Linked DNA regions of Mus musculus: region 1 is linked to region 2. The links are chromatin loops, found by intact Hi-C in ENCODE. Cell type or tissue: left cerebral cortex. All regions are shown on one strand.

What was found. Hi-C counts contacts between places; a loop is a spot of excess contacts. Peaks named below come from ENCODE experiments on the same cell type or tissue, not always from the same donor. Only the 100,000 strongest peaks of a DNase experiment are listed, where the experiment ranks them.
Region 1: it touches region 2 in a loop (4-fold over the local background); 4 of 42 quality-filtered maps call a loop at or near these places.

The regions. Positions count from the first base shown.
Region 1 is chr7:58,920,546-58,928,545 of GRCm38, reverse strand. No RefSeq gene overlaps it. Among named protein-coding and RNA genes, the nearest start is that of Gm39019, 190 kb to the right of the region's middle. In left cerebral cortex, no CTCF peak of the experiment used is centred here; DNase peaks (open chromatin) are centred at 2,978 and 3,354; H3K27ac peaks cover 1,329 bases.
Region 2 is chr7:58,839,660-58,847,659 of GRCm38, reverse strand. No RefSeq gene overlaps it. Among named protein-coding and RNA genes, the nearest start is that of Gm39019, 110 kb to the right of the region's middle. In left cerebral cortex, no CTCF peak of the experiment used is centred here; DNase peaks (open chromatin) are centred at 955, 3,405, 4,603, 5,098 and 1 more place; H3K27ac peaks cover 5,221 bases.

The DNA of each region.
Region 1 (8,000 bases), 81 kb before region 2:
TTTATGAAATTAAGGAATCTAGACCTAAAGAAGAGATGCAGATCTCTGGCAGAGGAAGGCTGAGTGACAAGAGCTATACAAATCAAGTGAGTCTTCTGCAGAGTAGCACAGACTGTTGTCTGCCAACATGATCTGCCATTGTCATATGCAATGATTTATTAAACAGACAGTTGGTTGTGAAGGGGAGACCCAAGCTTCAGGAGTGGCTGTTGTGATCTCTGAATAACAAAGAGTTTGTCAGTGGCTTTGCAAAATATCCCTTCTTGGACAGGTAGCCCAGAGTTCTCAAGTTCTCACAAGAAAAGGAAGTGCTGGTATAGGGTAGTATATAGTCACACACATTGCTATCCTGCTTCCAGGAGGAGTGAGAGAAGAGAAAGCAAGAGTGAGAGTCAGAAAGAGAGAGACAGAGACACAGAGAGACAGAGACAGAGGGAGAGAGAAACAGAAAGAGAGACAGAGAGAGACAGAGGAGAGAAGGGAAGAAGAGAGGGAGAAAGTGACAGAAGGAGAAAATGTATATATGGGTGAAGAGGAAAATTCACATTTTGAAGATTTTTTTATTTAAATGCACTTTATTTTTACACAAATCACATGACTTTTTTTTCTTAAAAAAAAAAAAATGCCTCCACTCCAAATAAATCACAGTCAAAATAAAAGCTCAAGGTGACATCAGTCCCATTTGTCCTAAATCCTGGTATTGTATGGATGGTAAGCAACAGCCAATTATGGTAACAGGTGATAGATCCAATTTGTTAATATTTTTCCATCTCTAAGCCATCCTTACAGAAAATCATGAATGGAGTCATACCATCTTCATTGTAGTCCAGGAGAGCAATCCAGAAGGCAATCTGGATTTATATTTTCACTGATAATAAAACGGGTTATTTTTGAAAATAGCAAGGATGTGTTTAATTTGCTCCATAGCTCTAGTCATAAAGGCTTTACTCTATCTGGTTTCTGTTCAAGTTTACCTTTGAGTGATTTCCTGTAATCTTTGGTGTACCTTTTGTAGGCCTCTTTTGTGAAGTTGGTTTCTTATAAGTGATGGTTCATGACAATGTCAATGTGGGGCATATGGCTATGCACAGACAGGCTGGTCTATAGTCGAGTTGAGGTCTGAACCCTGAAAGGGTGATAATTCACCTACATGACATGGTAGGTGTTCCCTCATGCTCCTGGAACTCTGGCTCCTGCCTAAGTTACCGCCCCCCAAAGCCCCCACAAGAGAAGCATGGTCAGTAGTCATGTAGGCAATGTCCCAAGCTTCTGACCTTCAGGCTAAACTCCTCCCCAGTTACCTAGCAACAGTAAAGACCATAAGAAGGGCTGCTTGGCCTCACGTCTATCTTACTCCTCACTCTCACCCTCTCACTCCTCTCTCTTTGTCTTCTCTCATTCCTTTGTTCTCTTACCTCTCACTTCTCTCACTCCTCTCTCTCCTCTGTCTTCTCCCCTCTCCTCTCACTCTCTCCCTCTTACTCTTTCTTCCTCTGTAGCACCCCCCCTCTCTTCTATCTTCTCTCTTTTCCCCTGCCTCTCTAAAATAAATCTCTAAAACCATAGACAGTCTCTGCCCATCAAAATCCACTGTGCTCACTCTCGCCAGTGTGGGAACCTCTCTTCCCTCATCCTTCTCTCCCATAACCCCAGGGCTTTAGCGAGTAGCCCCAGGGCTCCCAGGTTGGGCTGTCCCTTGTCCAACCCCTGAATAGTGGGTCAGCAGCTTAGATGCTCACCTGGGGCTGAGTGGAAAGAGTCTGGGAGCCCTCCCACGTCCCCCTGACAAGAACATAGGTGGACCTCTGGCGGGGGGTGGGGATGGGTCTTTCCTTCCCCTCTTTCCCTAGGCCCCCTTTTTAGTTTCCACATGTCAACACTGGTGACTCCTGTGTTTTCGGTACCTTAGCCCTCCAGGCCTTCAGTGGAAACATTTCCACCAGTGAGCAAGTCATCGAAGGCACCCTTGTTCTACTGACCATGGAAAGTGGTGATCATTCTCAAGATGGTTAGTTTATTTGTTTATTTGTTTATTTATTTGTTTGGTTGTTTGTTGTTGTTGTTGTTGTTGTTACTGGATATTTTCTTTATTTACATTTCAAATGTTATCCACTTTCCAGTTTCCCTCCCTCCTGGAAACACTCTATCACATCCTCCCTCCCCCTGCTTCTATGAGGGTGTTCCTACACCCACCCACTCCCACCTCCCTGCCCTTGATTCCTCTACAATAGGGCATCTATCGATCCTTCATAGGGCTAAGGACCTCTCCATCCACTGATGAATGACATGGCTATCCTCTGCTACATAAGCAGCTGGATCCATATGTACTCCTTTGTTGATGGCTTAGTCCCTGGGAGTTCTGGGGTTGTTGTTGTTTTAAGACAAAGTTTTTCTATGTAACATCCCTTGTTGCCCTGCAACTCCCTTTGTAGACCAACCTGTCCTTGAATTCACGGAGATCTGAGTGCCTATGCTTCCTCAGTACTGAGATTAAAGGCGTGGGCCATTGTTGTGTGGTTTCCTTTTTATTTTTTACAAAGTTAGAAACCTCTATGGTTAAAACATGTAATTATGGCAGAAATATATGATTGTACCTAGTCAGTTTGTTTTCTCTGTGTCACTATTGTGTTGGTGCTTAACTGACTACAATAGGAATCAAGGCCATTGCAACACAGGAGAAAACAAAACAAAAGTGACTTAAGTGTCAAATACAGTATGGACAGCTGGGGAGTTTTAGTCAGTGGGCAGAGGAGGAGGCTATGAGTGGAAAGTTCCTAAGAGGAGTCTGATCAGTGATTGAGAGTAGGAGGATCCTCATTAAAGCTGGGTTTATGCACCACAGGACAGTCTTAGTTAAGCTAATTCAGTGTAACTGGCTAAACCTTAGTCAAGAAGAGAGTGTTTGTCCTAATTCAGTGCCAAAACCAGACTGGGACACTGGAGAGAAGTTCATGAATGTCCAGAAGGATTTAGGTTATTGCAATTGGAGACGAAGCAAGAGCTGAGGCTAAGGCAGATGGTCATCTTTTGAAGTCCTACGCATCACTGCAGAGGCAATGCAGACTTGCAAGGCTGTGCTGTAACATGGAAAGAGTTTCATTTGATCTGGCTGTGATACATGTGAGCAGCATTTAGAAACATGTAGAACATGAATTCAGCCTTGTCAAACTCTGAAAATGAGAGTTAGAAACAATGTAAGGAGCCCACCCCACCTGCTGAAAGACATTTTAAAATCCAGCAAGAAATTCTGCACATTTGCATGTCTCCATCCTTTGCATGTCTTCTGTGTTCCTTAAATGCACCTATTTCTGGAACAAAGCTTATCCTTAACATTCTGTAAGACTGCAGCAATTTAGAAAAGATATTTTCACAGAACACTTGCACGGTAACAACAGCTCCACCAATGAGCTAACACCAGGTTTTGACTCAGGTCTCCACAACCAATGAACACTGTTTTCAAGCAACATGAATGTCACCAGTTTTGCTAACAAAAATTTTCTCTTGCCTCAGTCTTCTTGGATACATACATACTTTACTATATTTACATATTCCCCTAGCAATGCTATTTTTGTATTCAGGTAATTGATGTTCTGAGGCTCTCTTATTTATTATTTGCTTTGACAGCCATAACAGAGAGATGGTACTTCAGTGGTGAATATAACCTGCCAGTCTATAGAGGATCAGTACAAGCAGATGGTACATGGTGATGATGTGCTTCTGAGAGGTTTTCATCTTCAGGGAGGATGCAGGCCTGGCATGCTTATCCTGCCCTTGTCACCTGGGGTCTTCAGGCTTCTAGGAGGATGAGAACTTCTGAACAGCCTCCTATGTAACTGTGGTGGTTTGAATATACTTGCCCCAGGGAGTGGCACTATTAGGAGGTGTGGTCTTGTTAGAGTAGGTGTGGCCCTGTTTAAGGAAATGTTACTGTGGGGGTAGGCAATAAGACACTCTTCCTAACTACCTGGGAGCCAGTCTTCTCCTAGCAGCCTTCAGATAAAGATGTAGAACTCTCAGGTCCTGCACTATGCCTGTCTGGACACTGCCATGCTCCCTACTTGATGATAATGGACTGGACCTCTGAACCAGCACTAATTAAATGTTATATTCATAAAAGTTGTCTTGAGCCAGGCAGTGGTGGGGCACGCCTTTAATCCCAGCACTTGGGAGGCAGAGGCAGGCGGATTTCTGAGTTCAAGGACAGCCTGGTCTACAGAGTGAGTTCCAGGACAGCCAGGGCTACAGAGAAACTCTTTCTCGAAAAACCAAAAAACAAAAAACAAAAACAAAACAAAACAAAACAAAAAGTTGTCTTGACCATGCTGTCTCTTCACAGGAGTAAAATGCTAACTAATACAGTAACAAAATGTAGGGGGCACCTGTGTTTGTGCGAGAATTAAAGCAGCTGAAAATTATTGAAAATGTAAGAATTGCTTCTGCAGCCCCATTCTTCATCCACAACCTCATGCTCATTTGAGAGCACATCACAGTATCTTCATCATTTTAAGTGACATTTGCAATGTGTATAAACTTTTATTTTAACTATGTGGGAAAGATAAAAGACTTTACAGCTAGAGAAAGTAGACAACAAAAGGAGTTCAAAGAGATAAAAATTGGAAAGAAAGTAGTCACAATGTCACTATTTGCAGATGATATGATAGTATGCATAAGTTACCCTAAAATTTTCATCAGAGAACTCCTAAACCTGATAAATAACTTTAGCAAAATGGCTGGTGTCTTAGTTATGGTTTTACTGCTGTGAACAGACACCATAATCAAGGCAAGTCTTATAAAAAACATTTAATTGGGGCTGGCTTACAGGTTCCGAGGTTCAGTCCATTATCATCAAGGTGGGAGCATGGCAGCATCCAGGCAGGCATGGCACAGGCAGAGCTGAGAGTTCTACGTCTTCATCCAAAGGCTACTGGGGTGGGAGTCTAAAGCCCACACCCACAGTGGACACATTTACTCCAACCAGGTCACACCTATTCCAACAAGGCCACACCTCCAAATGGTGCCACTCCCTGGTCCAAGAATATACAAGCCATCACAGCTGGATATAAAATTAACTCGAATAAATCAGTAGCCTTCATCTACTCAAAGGATTATAGGTTAAGAAAGAAATTAGGGAAATGACACCCTTCACAATAGCCACAAACAATATAAAATATCTTGGTGTTACTCTAACCAAACAAATGAAAGATCTGTGTGATAAGAATTTCAAGTCTCACTGAAAATTATAGAGGAGAAGGTGGACAAAATCCTCGAAGATATGGGCACAGGGGAAAAATTCCTGAACAGAACAGCAATGGTTTGTGCTGTAAGATCGGCAATCAACAAGTGGGACCTCATAAAACTTCAAAGTTTCTGTAACGCAAAAGACATTGTCAATAAGACAAAAAGGCCACAAACAGATTGGGAGAGGATCTTTACCAGTCCTAAATCAGATAGGGGATTAATATCCAATATATATAAAGAACTCAAGAAGATGGACTCTAGAAAATCAAATATCCCTATTAAGAAATGGGGTACAGAAGTAAACAAAGAATTCCAACTGAGGAATACCGAATGGTTGAGAAACACCTGAAAAAATGTTCAACATCCTTAATCATCATAGAAATGAAAATCAAAATAACCCTGAGATTCCACCTCACACCAGTCAGAATTGCTAAGATCAAAAATTTAGGTGACAGCAAATGCTGGCAAGGATGTGAAGAAAGAGGAACACTCCTCCATTGTTGGTGGGATTGCAGGCTTGTACAACCACTCTGGAAATCAGTCTGGCGGTTCCTCAAAAAATTGAACATAGTACTACTGGAAGATCCAGCAATACCTCTCCTGGGCATATACCCAGAAGATGTTCCAACTTGTAATAAGGACACATGCTCCACTATGTTCATAGCAGCCTTATTTATAATAGCCAGAAGCTCGAAAGAACCCAGATGTCCCTCAACAGAGAAATGGATACAGAAAATGTGGTTCATTTACACAACGGAGTACTACTCGGCTATTAAAAACAAGCCTATAGGGTATTTTCTTAATGTTTGATAGGCAAGGGCCCAACTCATTGTGGGTGGTGTCATCCCTGGGCTCATCATCCTGGGTTCTATTTTTTTTAAAGCAATAAGCCATGAGGACCAAGCTAGTGAATAGTATCCCTCCTCTGCATACATACAGTCTCTGCATCAGCTCCTGCTTCCATGTTTTTGCCTTGCTTGAGTTCCTGTTTTGTCTTCCTTTGATGATGTATTGTGATGTGAAAGCATAAGGCAAATAAACCCTTTCCTTGCCAAGCTGTTTTGATCATGGTGTTTCATCACAATAATAGTAACCCTAACTAAGACACTCTCAAAAACAAAACAAAAATAAAAACAAATCTTCCCCTTTCCCTCCACCCCTCCTTCCCCCACCAGATTCTTAGATTGGTTCCCGAGCACTGAAAAACCTAGTGCTCTGTGTGGGCCTAATTTCCAGAATGAAGCAGTCTCCTTCCTTGAGCAGATTGAGCATTTCCAGCTCACACTGGTTTTCCAGACACTACTGGCCTTCGTCTGCAATTTGCATGCCCTATGACTTTGGGCAGATCAGAGAGAAGGACTGGCCAGTTACTCCCTATAGTTCTACCCCTCTGTTCAAGTCAAATATGTATGAGTCACCTCAATTACCACCTACTCCTTTTCATCCATCTCTTCCCCTGTTCACCTCCCCTTATTTTCTCTCTTCCTTGTTCACTACTCCTCTTCTTCCTCTGTCTTGTCCTCCTTTCCTTCCTCTATCTTCTTTTTATGTCCTTTTTCCACATTTCATTGTATGTGTAAAAGGCAATATGATTAAGCTCTCTTCAACTCTGATACAATTTTGAAACTTATATAGATCTAAAAGGATATAAGAAAGAAAATAAAAACAAAAAGAAGCCTGATGTCCTGGGTTTTGACGTGCTGTGCTCCCTTAAGTTTGACTAGAAGATGACAAGATTGACATACAGAAGTGCAATCTTTTTGCCAGGGCAACGAGTTTCTTCCTGAGTTAGTGTATTTAGGCCATGGTATAGCATTTACCACTTTTAATTTCTATTAATAAAACCTCTCTGAAATTTATAACTTGCTGTATTTGGCAGCTTTGAGGAACAATTCTGTCACTTCTGATATTGGTTCTTTTAATTCTTTGTCCATTGGCTTGGGCTATTTTCTGCAGACCTGATCTACTTTGCATTATGTTGACCCTAGTGAGCATTATGTACCGATCCAGTAAGATGAGGTTTCTGGCAACTAAAATTCAAATTTACTTAAAGAAGAGGGAAAGCATTTGTTTAAAGTTATGTATTTATTAAAATTATAATGTTTAGAAATTTTACCATAATTTCTTTAAACACTATGATTCTCCCTAAAACATAAGCAAAGAATTGTGACATGAGTTCATGATTCCACCTCCAAGGGCAGGACCCTAAAGAATTCAAAGCAGAGGATTAAGCTGGACCTGCTTGTGTAATCATGCTTAAAAGAACATATATATATTGTGAGAGTTTGCTGGGTATCCATCAGTAGAGGAATGTGCAAAATGTGTTATATGTGTACAAGGAGATATGATTCAAGGTCAAAATGGAATATAATTTTGTCACATGCTAAGAGAACTTTTGTTATAATGTTAAAAAAGAAACATGTTATAAATTCTCTCTGTGTGTGTGTGCATTCATGGGCATGCATGCCTGAGTGAGTTTGTGTGTGTGTGTGTGTGTGTGTGTGTGTGTGTGTGTGTGTGTGTGTGTAAATTAAAATCTAAGTTTTTGAATGAGTAGAAGCATCTTTCTAAGTTGGGCTTATTTTAACATAAGTATTTCTACTTCTGTCTATTCTCCTGCAAAAACCACGATTTCATTTTTCTTTATGGCTGAGTTAAATTCCAGTGTATATTAATAGCATCTCTTCTTTATCCATTCATTTCTTGATGAACATCTAGGCTGGCCCACTTCTTAGCTATTATGAATAATTCTAAATGAATAT
Region 2 (8,000 bases):
AAAAATGGGAAAAAAAACAGAAAAAAAAAAAGAAATATGGTCTTGATCAGTATAGTGTAGGTGGAATGATGGATATGTGTATGGGGTACCCATGGAGCACAGAAGGGAGGGACCAAAGACTTGCATCCCTCCTAGTACAAATGGGCCTGCTGTCTATGGAGGGTCAAGGAGAACTGTCATGTACCGGGAGAGCAGTCTTCGGACAGGCAATGAAGGAATTAGCCACTAGGAAAGGCAGAAGAATCTGGCCACATTTTAAAGTTGAGTCAGTAGGAGTTCAACCAGGGTAAGAGCCAAAGCCATCAGGGGAACAGAAGAGTTGAGTGGGATTCAGATGTGGGACCTATTTGCTTAGGATATTTAGATAAAATGAGAATGTGATTTCACATCAGCCATAGACGGTGCATGTGGCCACATCTAAATATCTTACTCACTTTACGTTCAATAGGGAGCTTAGATGCTTACTGATACCTTGCCATGTTGTCATCCAAATTCCTTCTGAAGTAGGCTCAGATGAATATTACATTACCTGAAGATATTCTATTCATCGAGAGCTTAAAGAAATGAAAAGGAAGTCTGGCCAGAAACTGCTGGAAAAGTAAGACATTTCCTAGCTCAGCCTTCTCCATCCTAGAGGCACTGAAACTTAAGGTCTTGTCCTGACTTGTAGACTGCTTGTCTTCCAGATTAAGGGAGGATGTTATATGAAGCATTATGAAAACCTCTTTAGATTTTAGTAGGATTTTAAAAAGATCCATGAGAAAATAAATCTGTGGTGCATATTTTATACATGGAAAAGAGCTTGAAACTGATTTTAGAAAGCAGAGAATAATACTCTAAAGACGTCTAAAGTCATCGTACTGTCTTCCTTGTTCCCACTTGCTCTGCTAAAATACCCAAAATATTCCTTCTAGAATTAACACAAGGAACATAGCCCTGTTTCAAAAGAATCTTGCCATGGCTCTGAGGTTTCCAATTCACAAAATTAATTTCTCACTGCGATTTGCAAATGGCCTGTTTTCTTTCTCTGGGTGTATTTACCCACAAATGAGAAGTATAACCACTGCCAGGCATATAACTAGCGTGTGATTCTTGTTACTTTATCTGTCTATTCACCAACTTCCAAACATTCATGTGCAGGGAAATGTTTAACAGTCATACTATGGTGAGCAGGCTGGACTAATTTCACTCTGTATAGGATTTATAATCTAAGAAGGAGAAATTTAGCTTTATAGAGTGTACTTGGTGGACCAAATGAAATAGATGCAGAGATGGCAGGGAAGAGCTCTTTCTGTGACTGACCACTATGTTGAGAAGACTGGCCTAATCACACTCATTGGGCTCCAATGTGTTTCAGCAGCCTAGACTACAAGCAAGCCCCCAGTGATGCTTAGTTATTAGGCCTATAGGGTTTCAAGCCTACGAAATGTCTTCTACAACTAAAAAGAAAAAATACCCTGTGAGTTGAGAACCTTCATCACCACATATCAGTGTGTAGTGGTTTCTACCAACATGAAGAAGAGGTGTCCATCGACTTGAATAGATACATTCCCCCCCACCCCCCCAAACTGCTAACAAATGTTTAGTGTTTCTTTCAGTTATAGATGTGGATTTTAAGCTACTCCACTTTTAACAATACTGATCGAGGTTACCTAGTTGAATCTGAATTTTATAAAAATGAACAGTATTTTAATATAAGCATGTCCCACATATAATAATTGGAACAATTTGAAATTTAAATGTAGACTGGTAATCCAATATTTTGTCTGGGAAGCCCAAGTTCTGTCTCACTGGTAGTCATCCATGTCCAATTGTATCATGGTTATTGCAATTATCTTGAAACATTGTCTGTCCAAACTTGCAACAGATAAAACCCAAAGATAGATTATTTAGCTTTTTACTGAGGTACATTTATTTCTGTACAGCAAATTTTATTTGTCTTTTAGAAGCTATTTTATTATTACAACGAAATTGGTTTCCATTGTCATATGATGTATTTAATTTCATGAACTTAGAAACACGAGTCTGAGGGACAGTGAGGGAATTCAGTGAGAAAAAGCACTAGTTGTACAAGCCTGGAGACATCAGTTAAATCCCCAGAACCCATATAAAGATAGGGGGAAAGAATGACTGTGTAAAATTGTCTTTAGACGTCTGCATGCATGTTAGGGCATGTGTACCCCACTCCTGATATAGCATACACACACAGAAACTAATGATAATACTAAAAGTAATTTTTAAGAGAAATATGAATCTAGGAAGGATCAACTCCAGCATTGCATCCAACCTTTAAGCACAGGCCTCATTGCTTCTTTCAAGTGACACTGAAGTTGGCTTTGCCATGTATTCTGCCAGAAGCTGCAGGGTCCTGCTCTAGCCCTGAAGAGTAGAATATCAGTCTTCACAGGCCGGACTTCAGCAGTGAGGGAGCAGGCCCTGTTAGCCTCAAGAGAGGGCAAGCAGTCTTGGGATATCTGTGGTAGTTCTGAAGCCTTTTGCTCTCCTGAGGTCTTCTAGGCTGCTCACGCGCAGAGCTGAGAGCTACCTTAGAAGCTGTAGTGGGTGCAGGGTGAAGTGGTATGGAAATGAGGACAAGGATAGAGACTGAGCAGCCTTGAAGAGATGTCAGAAAGGACATTTGGAAAAGACAAACAAAAACAGAAACAAAAAACAAAAAACCCAAACAAAAACTCAATTTGTTCCTTCTAAGTTGATAGGAAAATAGATACAGAGGCAAATTAGAATTATCCTAGAAATTTTTCTAGAAATTATTCTATAAAAATTGGCTACTCACACAAGGGAGTTGGTCTCTACAGGTTCTATCTACCCCGTCTCTGTGCATTTCCGCTAAAGTCATCCTGTTGGGTCCTGGGAGCCTCTTGTTTCCCTCATCTCCCACTGCTACATATTTTTATTCTATTTCCTGACCCTCTGTATCTCTCTCCCATCCCCTCCAGTACTTAATACTGACTCCCCCGCCCTTATTTCCTCCTTATGTAAACCATAATTTGTAGGGGGTTGAGAAAAACTCTCTAAGGTCTACATGTACTTCATTTCTGGGGCTCAGCATTTACATTTTTACACCCTGCAATGCTGAGTGAGCTACGAATGAAAAAAAAATTAAATGGTAATTAAAATAAATGTTAGCTATATGCATATGTATGTATATTCAAGAAAACCTGGGGAGTAAGAAATGGTATTCTTATTCAAAGAGATCTCTCTGGAGCCTCTGACTGGGACCTTCTTCTCTGGTGAGTTCCTAGCCCGCCCGAGGAGAGGGAGAAAAGAGAAAAGGGGAAGCACTGGAGGAGGGAGGAATGAATCAATACAGCTTCTGCCGCATACCAGCAGGAAAGCTGCAGACAGCAGCCCCACGTGACCAGCCCTCTGAGAAAATGAAGCCAAAAATAGCTCAGAGCCTCACACTTCATGGCTGGCAGAGGCACGATTTTTCATCCACCGTTGGGAGTGGTGTTCCAGGGGCTCTGAGCATAGCAACGAAAAAAAATCAAAGCAGCTCAGCAGCTTTGGCTTATTCTAATCTGTGCACTAGACAACAGCAAATGCTTGGGTGTTTTCTTAACTCCAACGCCCATCCACAAAATCTGTACTATGTTTGTGAGGATCACAAGATAGCCCTTGGGGACGTTTATCAGGGGAAGGATTTCTGGGGCAGGCTCCCAAAGATATTCTGCCTTGTGTGCAGAGAGTGCTGGAAAATACAAGATGCCCCTGGAGTAGGAGAAGACAGCTGTACCTTTAGATGTAGCCAAAAATCCAGCCCCCTTTTCAATACAGAAGAATATTATATTATAATCATAGATTTCTTTGAAAGCAACAAAGCAATGTATGTCATCTTAAGCAATAAATTATGATGGCTTGCTTCCAGGGCATGATTCCAGAAAAAAACCCAGAGGAGGGGATTTTGATAATCTTACAGATTCAAAAAAGTTAAAGGTTATATAGCATAAGAAACCTTCTTTTATAAAGCTACTTTAAAAGGCATAATGTAATAATGTATGCTTAGAAAATCCAGTCCACTAATAAGCTGGTAGACGCTGTGCACTTATTTGTTTGTTTGTTTATAAATAAATAGGTCCCATGAAATATGTATGTTTCCTGTTGTGCAATGGCACTATTTAATACACAGATGAAAACAAGTTTTGACAATCATAAAAAAAAAACACCCTTAATTAACCATGAAGAATACAGTTTCCTCTCTCTGGTGTTCTCAGAAGGATCCTTACTCACTCAGGGATAACAGGAAGACAATAAACACCTGAAAAATGAACAAGCAGGTGCCATGAGGAGGTAACTGCTATGGAGGACATAAAGCATGCACTCAAGGGTGCAAGGTCAGGCCTGGGAGCATTTCTAGGGAGGCTAGTTGAAGGGTTAAAGGCAGCTCTTCTAGAGCCTGAAAGCTGGAAGAATGTTGTTTTCTCTGAGAGAAGGCAGGGGCTAAAAATAGCAGGACTTTCCTCTATGAAGTTCAAGTCTGATGTGTTTCCCACTCTTGTGAGCCATAACACAGGACAGAGATTTATGACCACCTGGGCTCTAATGGGTTATTTTGAGCTTCCGAGTCAGGGCAGACACATTTGTTGCGGAGCTAATTTTATAGGGAGATAAATTCTCAGACCATCTGCCAGGGAAACATGCTTTGTGTCAGTTAGCCATGGAATGAGAAGGGGGAAGACCTGCAGGCTGATTTCCCAGCACATGCAGCTTTTCTACAGGCACTGGGGAGTGTTGGGGGAGAGGTAGCTCTGTGCCAGAAACTTCTCTGTGAAAAAGTATAAATAAGAGCCAAGATAGGTAGGGCTTCCTGAGTATCGGCACGGTACAGCTCCCTCTCTTGTGAAACAGCCATTGAGGTATAGTTAATGACAACCAGAAAGACAAAGCACTTCTAGCAGAAGGGTCTTCATTGTGCACCCCACATTCTCCTTACCTCTGAACAGCTCTGGTAACTCCTCACATCTTAGTTTGTGCAATGAGAACTCAGAACAAGGAATTGGGCTCAGCAGCTGGACGATACCTTCAGCCTCCTAAGTAAAGGTGATCATGACTCCACAGTGGACAGAGATGTGAGGCCGCAATCCTGTTTTGAAGTGCTTGCTATGCTTTCTGTGACTATTTCCAGTGAAGAGTTTATATAACATTCCCAGCAGGCTTTGATAAGGCTGCCATAGTCAGCAATCTCACAAGTAGTAAAACACTAAGATGTCCTTTCTTTGTGTTTGAATAATATGTGGATATTAGTGCTTCTCTTTGGTGTGAAGTACATTTTTCACTGGGATTCTTTACTCTTTTTCAGGCACCAGGCTAGGATGCCTTTCTACTTCATGAGATTTAGCAGTCCTAAAGTTATCTATACAGGAAGTTGCTGATGGAGATGGGCCTGACCATTTTCATTATCTTTTGCTTCAAGATTTTGCAGGAAAAAGAAGAAGTTGCCTGTTTCCTGGACAATCATTCCCCTTAGGCTTATGAAAAGAGGGTAGTGATGAGTATTGATAACCATTCTCTGGCCTGAGACACTCTGTCAAAGCTGTCAACGTAGTGTGCCTGGCCATGAGGCATCTAGTATCATGATATGCTAGATGTGCTGGGGAAGAGAAGGCTCACATTATGTTTCCTCTGGGTTTCTGGATAACAAGTCAAACCTGTCCTGTGCTCCAGGGCCTTATATTCTAAGTTGGGGGCAAGAATGACAAATCTTCCATAGTAGTAGCCACTATGGCCACCTACAACCCAGAAGATAGGAATACTAATTATTCATCCAGACCTCAAGCTTGTGTTTACATTTTGACCCAGTAAGAGAAAGAGCACAGATGATTTTGTCAGGAGGCCTCAGGTGTTTTTCATATGATATGTTTATAATAAAGAGCTGAGTTCTTCAAATTAGACAAGTAGCCAACATCCCCTCCTTTATTTTATTTATGGTGTTCCTGGTCAGGTCTTTTAAAAATCTGTAGTCCTATTTTAAAGGAATAGATGTGCTCAGTCCTAGAAATTCCTGTGGTTAAAAAAAAAAAACCAAAACATGGATTTCTGGAGGATGTTTGAGAACGCAGCCTTGCTAAAAGTTGGTAGAGATATTAAGGATGTACTAGTGAGCAGGTCTGCTTCCTTTTCCTAATCCACAAAGAGTAAAGAAAGATAAGGACCAGAAGGCACTTTAATTTGATGAACACTTGGAAGATTGTATGCTGCTTTAACCAAGAACCAAATTAACTGAAAATCCTAGTTACAATGCAAATCTAAGAGTAGCCAAAAATTTGCCGTGGCTGGAAATAGTTACTAAACTCACAGGATCCTCTATGGGTTGCCATGAACACACCACTCAGGTAATATTCTGTTTTCTTTGGCAAAGCTGGAGGTACACTGTGTACTAGTAGGGACTGGGCTCTGAAAGGAGGGTTTTATCCATTCCATCTGGTGTCTGAGCCATGCCACCAACTTTCCAGTGAAGACTTGGAGTTATGCTTCTGTTAATGGAGGCCAGAGAAAAGCTACAGCAGTATAATTGTGCTGAAAACACTTGTCACTTTCATTTTCTCAAACACTGACCTTGAGTCAGGTATAAACCAAGTTTAAATTGCTCAAAAGAGTTTTCATGCCTTAAAGTGCAAGCACAAGAAGGGATTTATTTAGTGGAAAGCATCAGGCTGACATACGAGAACTAGCTAAGCTGACATGGTAAAGGAACTGTGGCAAGCAGAGCCGCTGGAATGATCTAAATGTGTGTAATTATTGTCCATGTACCAGAAAGGTCAATATTGTGCAGGGCAGAGGGACCGCAACAGAGATCTCCATTCTGAAAAAGATCAAATGGGGACTTAGAAGAAGGCTAAAGGCCGAGATTATTTTCGTTACAGTATCCTTGAAGGGTCAAAGGCCAGCAAGAACAAAGTCCTGATCTACAAATGTACAGGCCCTTAATTGTGAGATGCTTGCCCTCAGTGTGGCTTTGCTGCAGTAGCAGGTTGCATGTTGAAGTAAAGTTTATATACCTGTCAGGAAATGGGTCTGGATAAGAGTGCTTATTTAGTAGAGATAAGAAAAGCAGGACAAAGGTGAAACTGGGTAGAGGCAGGTACACCGTATAAAAGGCTACTTACACTGTAGGCCCAATAAACCCGTGGGTTCCTTCATGGAGTCATGGGTGCAGGCCAGGTCACCTCCCAGCCAGTGAGAGCCAGAGTCCCCAGATCTCTGGGATTGCTCTTTTTTTGGAGGTTTTCACCCTGCTCCTCTCTGCACACTTCCCACTCTACCTCCCCTGGCCTGGCCTTGGACCACCTAATTTTGTTTCCAAAGGCTAGCAACTCTCTATTGTAGTAATGTCCACTGTACGCCACACATGCTTACAGTTGGTCCTATATTCCAGTGTTGAGTACAGAAGCAAGTTGTTCGTCCTCCCAATCCTGCATTTACCTTCCCTACTCACCACCTTTTTTTGTGAATTTCTGAAAAGGATCTGGCTTTATTTGTGATTATGTTTCTTTCCTCCATAAATTTAGTTTAATATATTTTGGAGCTCTGTAATTAGGGATATGTCATTCAGGACTATTAGACACCCCTAAGAGACTGAGCCCTTTACAGTGTAAACTAACTTTATGTTCTCAACTCTACTTTGTTCAATACTAGTATCACTTTTCCTACACAGATGATTTTCCAACATTCTACTTACTTGCGTCTTTATTCTTCACTGACCTGTGCATTTGTTTTTCATAAATTCATTTTTGAAATCCTTTTTATTAAACCTTTTCATTCACTTAATTTCAAATTGTTCATGTAATTGCTTTAAGAAAGTGTTTTGTTATTCCTTCCCTTCCCCTTCCTTTCATTCTCTTTTCTCTTCTCCTCTTCTCTTCTCTTCTCTTCTCTTCTCTTTACTTTTCTTCTCTTTTCTTTTTTTCTTTTCTTCTCTTTTTCTTTTCTTTTCTTTCCTTTTCTTTTCTTTTCAAAATACAGTCTCATGAGGCTCAGAA